Linked DNA regions of Homo sapiens: region 1 is linked to region 2. The links are chromatin loops, found by intact Hi-C in ENCODE. Cell type or tissue: Calu3. All regions are shown on one strand. Links, peaks and the distances in the headings refer to the core of each region. The heading gives the core; the rest is flanking DNA. Region 1 overlaps ASXL2 (ASXL transcriptional regulator 2). Region 2 overlaps DTNB (dystrobrevin beta).

The links. Hi-C counts contacts between places; a loop is a spot of excess contacts. Peaks named below come from ENCODE experiments on the same cell type or tissue, not always from the same donor. Only the 100,000 strongest peaks of a DNase experiment are listed, where the experiment ranks them.
Region 1: it touches region 2 in a loop (2.2-fold over the local background); 1 of 110 quality-filtered maps calls a loop at or near these places.

What each region holds. Positions count from the first base shown.
Region 1 is chr2:25,832,326-25,836,723 of GRCh38, reverse strand. ASXL2 (ASXL transcriptional regulator 2) reads left to right here. Exons shown (of 13, transcript NM_018263.6): 3 at 1,184-1,186. Among named protein-coding and RNA genes, the nearest start is that of ASXL2, 44 kb to the left of the region's middle. In Calu3, for the core only: no CTCF peak of the experiment used is centred there; no DNase peak of the experiment used is centred there.
Region 2 is chr2:25,615,955-25,620,352 of GRCh38, reverse strand. All of the region lies in intron 4 of DTNB (dystrobrevin beta), which reads left to right. Among named protein-coding and RNA genes, the nearest start is that of DTNB, 55 kb to the left of the region's middle. In Calu3, for the core only: no CTCF peak of the experiment used is centred there; a DNase peak (open chromatin) is centred at 2,232.

The DNA of each region.
Region 1 (4,398 bases), core at 173-4,172, 220 kb before region 2:
TGAATGAGTGTGGCCAACTGCCTAGATTGTAAAGAACTCTGGGAACCACCCAGCAAAGATTATGCTCAATAAACATTTTAGAGACTGAGATTTTACCTCTGTCTGGGGGAGTCCTAATGACATCTGATTAGTACTAATTTGTTTATGAAGAAAATAATCTCTTTCATACAGTATTTAAGGTTATATGTTTTAGCTTACTTTATACTAAAAACCAATCAGAGCACCTATTTTTTTTCCCATATCTCTCCACATGCAAAAGTGTATATAGCAAGGGAAATAAAGTCAATATTCTCTACTACTTTTCAGCAGAAATCCTTATCCCTGCAGAGTAGATCATTTGATTATTTGCCAAGCTGAATTGCCTTGAAGTGATTTCATTAGAAAGAGCTTAGTTTTAGAATGAAGAACATTATTTGTATTGATAATATATCTAAGGTTGGAGGATTCCTTTGTGGTTAAGCCTGCATCTTCCTCCTCTTTTTCTTTTTAAACATTTTAAAAATATTTTTTGTAGAGATGAGGTCTCACTATGTTGCTCAGGCTCATCTTGAATTCTTGGGCTCAAGCAATCCTGCTTTGGCCTCGGCATGAGGCACTGTGCCCAGCCATCTTCCCTATCTGTTAGTTGCAATCTGCTTTCAAGCCCACAAACCTGGTAGGGATGTCAAGAAGGATTAGTAATGAAAAAAATGACAACAAAATGCTTGGATATTGACAGAAAAGAGTATTCTTATCCATTGTAATTCAGATCCATAAGAGCTCCATTATGTATCACAGGGAAGCTAATAAACCTTAAGTCCACAGCTGATGGCGTTATGATGGCTCCTTGAAATTGAAATGCATGGGAAGAATATTAAAGAATGGGAAGTATTCATTGTATCCACATTTAAATGCCCTAACAGTTTTACTCTGTTACATAATCAAATTACTGCAACTGTTTTCTGAAGTAGTTTAGACTGTTTAGCTAAATTTGTTTATCTTTAGACATTTTGATATGATATTTTTGGCTAATTTATAAATTTTAATGAAGAAATTAATGAGGGGGTTACTAATTTGGGGAATTGTGGATATTGCTGGGATGGGAAGGGACAGTTTAATTTTTGGTTTTATTGTTGCTTTGTAAGAAAAATTAAAAGCTTTTTTTTTCCTTCTTTCATTTTCCTGCACTGCATTCCAACTCCAGAAGGTAAGAAGTATTACTTTATTCTAAAGAAGTATTATGCAATTATAAAGCACACTTTTATAAATTTAATTGAACTTACCTTTGGATGCATGAGTTTTACTTTATAAAACTAAATAATTAGTCCAGAAACTAAGTAATATCGATATTATTATGTTAGTGTTTATTCGTTAAGTGTGCTTTGTTTGGTTCTTGCAGTTTGTAATTATTGTTTGATCATAAGTTTAGAAATCCGATCTACATTAAGGTTTATTAAAATCAACATTTGACTTATAAAAGCGTTGGGATGCCAAGTATTCTGCAGAGTAATAATGAAAGTATTTAGTAGACTGGAAACATGTATATTAACATTTGCTTTATGGCTGTAAGATTGAAAATGTATGTTTGTGCTCTTAATTTAGATAAAATATTGGTAAATCGGCTGGGCATGGTGGCTCACACCTGGTAATCCCAGCACTTTGAGAGGCCGAGGTGGGTGGATCACTTGAGGTCAGGAGTTCGAGACTAGCCTGACCAATATGGTGAAACTGCATCTCTACTAAAAAATCCAAAAATTAGCTGGGTGTGGTGGCCGGCGCCCGTAATCCCAGCTACTCGGGAGGCTGAGACAGGAGAATTGCTTGAACCCACAAGGTGGAGGTTGCAGTGAGCCGAGATCATGCCACTGCACTCTAGCCTGGGCAACACAGCAAGACTCCGTCTAAAAAAAAAAAAATTGGTAAATCCTTTAGGGGCATGATACTTAAAACCAGGGCAGAATGGGTTAAAAATCAGTCTGGATCCTTTACTGAATTGACTTTTTGTGTGTGGGCATGGCCTTTTAGATTCACCTCCACTATAGCAGTTCCCGTGTTACACGCCTGTGAGACCTGAGGGCAACAGTCGTATTGCCTGTGAGACTTGAGGGCAACAGTCATGCCCATGTATTTTCATGTTACTTGGACATGGCATGCTTGGGTTATAATTAGAGCGTAGTTAGTCTTTTTAACTCTAGTTATATTTGTAGTCCATTAAGTTCATTTGTAAGAACCTGTTTATTGTAAGCAAGAGTTTGTGGATGAAAGCTTAATTAAGGTCTTACAAAGTTAAAATTATAATTAAAAAATAAAATAGGTATATTTTGTTTTGTGTTATGTTTGTTTGAAGGGAGCATGTATTTGATTTGTTCTTATTTATTTATTTATTTTTTTGGAGACAGAGTCTCACTCTGTCACCCAAGCTGGAGTGGAGTGGCATGGTCTCGGCTCACTGCAACCTCTGCCTCCCAGGTTCAAGTGATTCTTCTGTTTCAGCCTCCCTTGTAGCTGGGATTACAGGTGCCTGCCACCAACCCCGGCTACTTTTTGTATTTTTAGTAGAGACGGGGTTTTACCATGCTGGCCAGGCTGGTCTTGACTTCCTGACCTCAAGTGATCTGCCCGCCTTGGCCTCCCAAAGTGCTGGGATTACAAGCGTGAGCCACTGCGCCTGGTCATTGATTGGGTTCTTTAAGTGCAAATGATAGGAACCAAATGTGAATAACTTAAGCAAAACAAGATTTATTTAAAGAATATGGGAGCAGAGGCAAGACTCAGACTCAAAGGCAAGAAACGGGCTCTGAAATTAGGAGAAGGAAGGCAGCTTCAGAGATCAGGTAGATAGAACTAATGCATAGTCTCATCAAGACACTGCAGCTGGGCTAAATTAGTCATTGTCTACTCTGCTCAAGGTTAAACTTTAAGGGAAGAGTGAACTTGGTTGGCCCAGTGCCCAGGGATGGTGAGATATCTTGATGGACAGTCTTACCAAGACTATTTCCAGTAGGGGAGGGCATAGTTCCCCAAAGCAAAATTAAGCTTTTTTTTTTTTGAGACAGGGTCTTGCTCTGTTGCCCAGGCTGGAGTGCAGTGGTGCAATCTCAGCTCACTGCAACCTCTGCCTCCTGAGTTCAAACAATTTTCCTGCCTCAGCCACCTGAGTAACTGAGATTACAGGCGCACGCTACCACGCCCAGCTAATTTTTTGTATTTTTAATAGAGATGGGGTTTCACTGTGTTGGTCAGGCCGATCTCAAACTCCTGGCCTCAAGTGATCTGCCCACCTCAGCCTTCCAAAGTGCTGGGATTACAGGCATGAGCCACCATGCCCAGCCAAAATTGAGCATTCTTTGCAGAAGAAGAGGGAATGGATATTGGCCAGGAATAAACAACAGCTGTCCATTGCTCACTATAGAAAATTAAAGTACAACAGAAAAATGTAAGCCATAAGCAGTTGTAGGAAGTAACCTTTTATGCAGATTCTCCTAATGGTAACATTGTACAAAACCATAGTGCAGTGTCACAGCGAGAATATTGTTTCTGATATAATCCACCTGGTTTTACTGGTACCGGGGTGTGTGTATGTGTGTATAGGGTGCTATGTGGTTTTATCACGTGTATAGATTCATGTACCTACCACCACACAAGATACAGAATACTTTCAACAAATATCCCTTGTGTTCCCCTTTTAAAACCACATGTACTTCCCTAGTACCCCTTGCCCCCCTTCCTTATACTAGTCCGTCCTACATTTCTATAATTTTGTCATTTCAAGTGTTTAATGGAATCATAGAGTATGTAACCATCTGGGATTGGCTCCCCCCGCAGCCCCCATTCATTGTATGTCTCTGGAGAGTCCTCCAAGTTATTGTGTTCATAGTTCATTCTTTTTTATTGCCGAGTAGTATTCTTTGACATGGACGTGCGACCGTTTCTAACTGTTTATCCGTTGCATGATATCTGAATTGTTTCCAGGCTTTGGCTATTAAAAATAAAACTTCTATGAACATTTGTGTAAATGTTTTTGTATGGGCATACATTTTCCATTCTCTGGGATAAATGTACAGAAAGTGCTGTTGCTGGGTTGTGTGGTAAGTGCATGTTTAATTTTAAAGACACCTTGAAACTGTAAATGAATTTCTTGTAAACTGCATAGTTTAGAATTTTTTTTTTTTTGGCCCATGCTGCCAATCCTTGCCTTTTAATTTGTGTGTTTACACCATTTATATTTAAAGTAATTGTTGATAGGTGAGTTTGCCTTTTTGTTTTTTTGTTTTCTGTTTCCTCTATTTCTCATTCCTCTGTTTCTCTTTTCTTGACTTCCTCATGGATCATATTTTAGGATTCTGTCTTGATTTATTTATAGTATTGTATTTCTTTGTATGTCTTTACATGCTTTTCTTAACTGTTTCAACTGGGTAT
Region 2 (4,398 bases), core at 128-4,127:
CACTGTTTCATCATGTAACTTCCCACTTCAGAAACCTTCAGAGAATCCCTGTGGTTTTGAATTAAGCTCACACTCCTCCGTTGGTTTAATGATAACACTGCTTACCTCCCTGCCCACACCAACCTCTAATTACGCTCCTGGAGACGCTCTTCTTTTCCAATATGACATGCTCATTTTCCCCAGACAGATGCCATGCGTTTTGTTCCCCCTCAGCTCCCACATCTGTCTGGGATTACCCAGTCTCCTTTTGTTCTGTCCAAATCTTTTCTATTTCTGAGAATTCAACCCAGATTTTTTTTTTATTATTTTTTTTGAGACAGAGTCTCACTCTGTCGCCCAGGCTGGAGTGCAGTGGCGCGATCTCAGCTCACTGCAACCTCCGCCTCCCGGGTTCAAGTGATTCTTCTGCCTCAGCCTCCTGAGTAGCTGGGATTACAGGTGTGTACCACCACGCCTGGCTAATTTTTGTATTTTTAGTAGAGATGGGGTTTCACCATGTTGGTCAGGCTGGTCTCAAACTCCTGACCTCCTGATCTGCCCACCTCGGCCTCTCAAAGTGCTAGGATTACAGGCTTGAGCCACTGCACCCGGCCTCAACCCAAGTTTTTACCTACCATGTAGCCTGCCTTATTATCACCAATCCCATTTTCATCCTTTTGATGACTTACAGTTCTTGTTTATATTATTATTTTGGCCTTTAATTACATAAGGTTGTAAACTGCTTCATAAGTGTTCAAAATGGAATGGATGTCCGTGAGAGCAGAGATTCTGCTTTATATTTCTTTCATTCCTCAATTAGTATAATGCTAGATTATTTATAAATGTTTATAAGATTGAAATGAAAAGCAGCAGGCATTCTGATTGTGATAAAATTGAATAATATTCTAAGTTGATTTTACTTGATTAAAGCTGTTTGACATTTGCCAAATGGATTCTTGATTTGCAGTTGATTATTGCAACATCCATTCACTGTGAAGTTTTGTAAATTAAGATTAATTGGCAGAATGCGAGTTTTTGAAAATCAAAGAGAGATGCTCTTATTACGTTTAGCTACATATGATAATCGGACTGGTAATAGTGTTTCTGAAGTTGAAGTTTGTTTCCGTGTGAGAAATTTGTGGTTGGCAGCATCCACAATCATTTGCTAAAGAGATAGAAACAGCTTGTGTTAAGTACAAAATACTACCCGTAGTCTTGTTTTCAAAAGTATTAATTTGAATAGCAAACTCCTACTAGATAGTGTAAAGCTAGAAACGTCATCCAGATTTGGTTAGTTTTAAATATTGAAAGACAGAATTTGAGACCTTATTGAACTGAAACGAATGATTTCCCATCCACAGGGAACAGGTGGGGACTTCAGAGGCTTCAGAAGGTACCTGCATGTTAAAACATAACAGCGTTTATTCAGGGTGACTCATTGTCTGCTTAGCTTGGCACAGAGCTAATAATGGTGTTTTCTCAGTGTTGGATAATAACTCTTTTTAGAAGTCATATGCATAGTTTATTGTCAGACTGTAAAATGATAGGGCTATGGAAATGAATCATGCAGAGAAGGCTGAGAAAGGGATCATCATGTCCCTTACTGAAGGAGGACATTCCCTGGAGGGCTTCTATTTGAGTGGGGTTAAAATCACAAGTTTCTTCTGTCTTATCATCTCAACAAATATTACCTGTTTATCTTTTCATCTTAGTGTCTTGATAGAGGGGTTCGTATTCACTGTTAATGGCGTTATATTTCAAATGTTGACCTACCAATCAACTCTGTAGCTATCATAGGCCAGATTTGAAGTGAGTAACATTATTTGTGATGAAACCAGGTTAAATATCATTTCCAAATCTTGTTTGAAGAGAATTGATTCTGGTATAAACTTGGACTTTACATTGGAAGTAGTGAAAACATGGACATTGGTGAGGACATGTGCTGTGGCCACTGGCAGCTAATTATTCAGTTTCAACTTGACCAGTGTATACAGAATAATTTCAGATGTCTCGTGGGAAGGATCAAGAATGAGTTCTTCCAAGAAGAAGGAATCAGTTAGATAAAGAACAAAGTCGGGCGGTATCAGGGTGCTGAGGAGCTGCAGTTTTCTCTCTGCTTGCCTCTAGTTGTAGAGGAAGAATGCTGGGGCTCTAAAGAAACATTAGAAAAGCAAAAGTAATGCTTCCTCTTGGCCTTGTTTAGAGGCAGTTGTAGGAAGTTAGGCTTAAAGTAGACTGAGGGGTTTCAGTGCCAAGAAAAGCATTCTGTGCAGAGGAGTCACTGCTGATGTTTGGCCTGCAAAGCAAACAATTGAGAGAAAAGAGCTAAGTTTTTTTTCTTTTTGAAGGGAAAAATATAAGTAACGTGATTTGTGGAAGTAAGGATGTTGAGACTACCCCTTCATTAATTTTATCGGATAACTATTTCTTTATGCCAAGTTATACTGGAATTTTAAAGTAGGTATCTTTAATAAGTTTCTTTTTAAATTTTTTATTGAGACAGGGTCTTGCTCTGTTGCCCATGCCAAAGAGCAGTGGCGTGATCTTGGCTCACTGCAACCTCCACCTCATGGGTTCAAGCGATTCTCCTACCTCAGCCTCCCATGTAGCTGGAACTACAGGCGCGTATCACCACACCTGGCTAATTTTTGTATTTTTATTAATACAGTTTGAGGCTGGTCTCAAACTCTTGGTCTCAAGTGATCCACCTGCATTAGCCTCCCAAAGTGCTGGGATTGCAGGCGTGAACCACGACGCCTGGCTTCTTTAATAAGTTTCTATAACTGTATTTAAATATACAATTATAACTTTTGTGTATATTTTTGTTTATATTAATATTTCCTTTTGAAGAGTGTATAAACCTTTTGATAGCACTAACTGTGAACCTAAAGTGGTAAATGAAAAGTGATTTGAATGGGGAAGAAGGGTTAATAATTAACACCTCGAGCCCACTGCCCCATTCTCAGGATGCATACTTAACTTATGAATGTATTCTTAAACATAAAGGTTCACTAAGTATTTTCGCCAAATCTCTCCTGTCTGTAAATTCATCCCGCTCACATTTACTATGATCCTTAATCTCAGATTCCTCTACTTTTACCTGAACTTAAAACTCCTTCCACTGTGCTTATACAGTCTGTTTATCCTGTTGAGTTACAGATTGACACTTTGGTGCATATCCCCTGACCCTTAATAAAGCCTGTGATGTTAAGCACGCATACATTTGTTCACCTGAAAGTGCATACAGGTGGAGGGAAGAGAAGATTCGTAGTTTGTTGGGTGGGAGATTATGTGTGGAGATTTCTACGTGGCTGTTGTGAATAAGAAAAATGGTTAAACAGTGGATCTCAGAGATGGTATGTTAAGGGACCACACATTACTGGCAATACTTAATTGAGGGGTTAATGAGTCTTTTTTTTCCTTTTTTTTTTTTTTTTTTTTTGAGACGGGGTCTTGCTCTGTCGCCCAGGCTGGAGTGCAGTGGCGCGATCTCGGCTCACTGCAAGCTCCGCCTCCTGGGTTCACGCCATTCTCCTGCCTCAGCCTCCTGAGTAGCTGGGACTACAGGCCCCTGCCACCACGCCCGGCTAATTTTTTGTATTTTTAGTAGAGATGGGGTTTCACCGTGTTAGCCAGGATGGTCTCGATCTCTTGACCTCGTGATCCACCAGCTTTGGCCTCCCAAAGTGCTGGGATTAGAGGCATGAGCCACTGCGCCCGGCCAAGTCTTTTTTTTTTTTTTTACTATAAATAGCCTGATCTAGATTATTCTGTAAATTAACAGATTCTTTCATCGGAGACCAGCCATTGAGACTAATAATAATCTTAATGAATGGAAAAATACAAGTGTTTTAGTGCTGATCCAGGTTAATTGAGAATTATATCTGTTATTCTGTATTTGAATATGAGAGTCTCTGAATCTAGGACTAATATTTACAACAGGGTTGAGTCAAAGGATATTTTGAATAAGGATGCAAAGTGTTGTAAAATATTAGTGTTTCTAAAAACATTTTGAAGATTAAGAAAATGTTGTACAAGTGCTAATTATTATAATATATAGAAGTAAAGATATCATAGTACCCATGAAGATCCATTGTGTAATGTTTATGGATGGGTATTAATGAGGTAAGTCTCTTCTCAGGAAGAGTTGCAAGTGTGACCTGGCTCTCTTGCTAGTGTGCTGGACTCTGCCACACTTTCCTGTCTGTCTGCATAGATAGCAACAGTTTCTTTTCTGCAGCAAGGAATAGATACAGTTTTGTCTCTTTGAAGGAGGAGAGATTTGGAGCCAGAAAGATTTACACAACTGCAGTGTGATTAATTTTCTGTAATCTTTTATTATGTCCTTTGATTTATCACTGCCAACAAAATAAAAGCTAAAGTCTTACTCTTGCATTCAAAGCTCTATGTTGGTGGTTC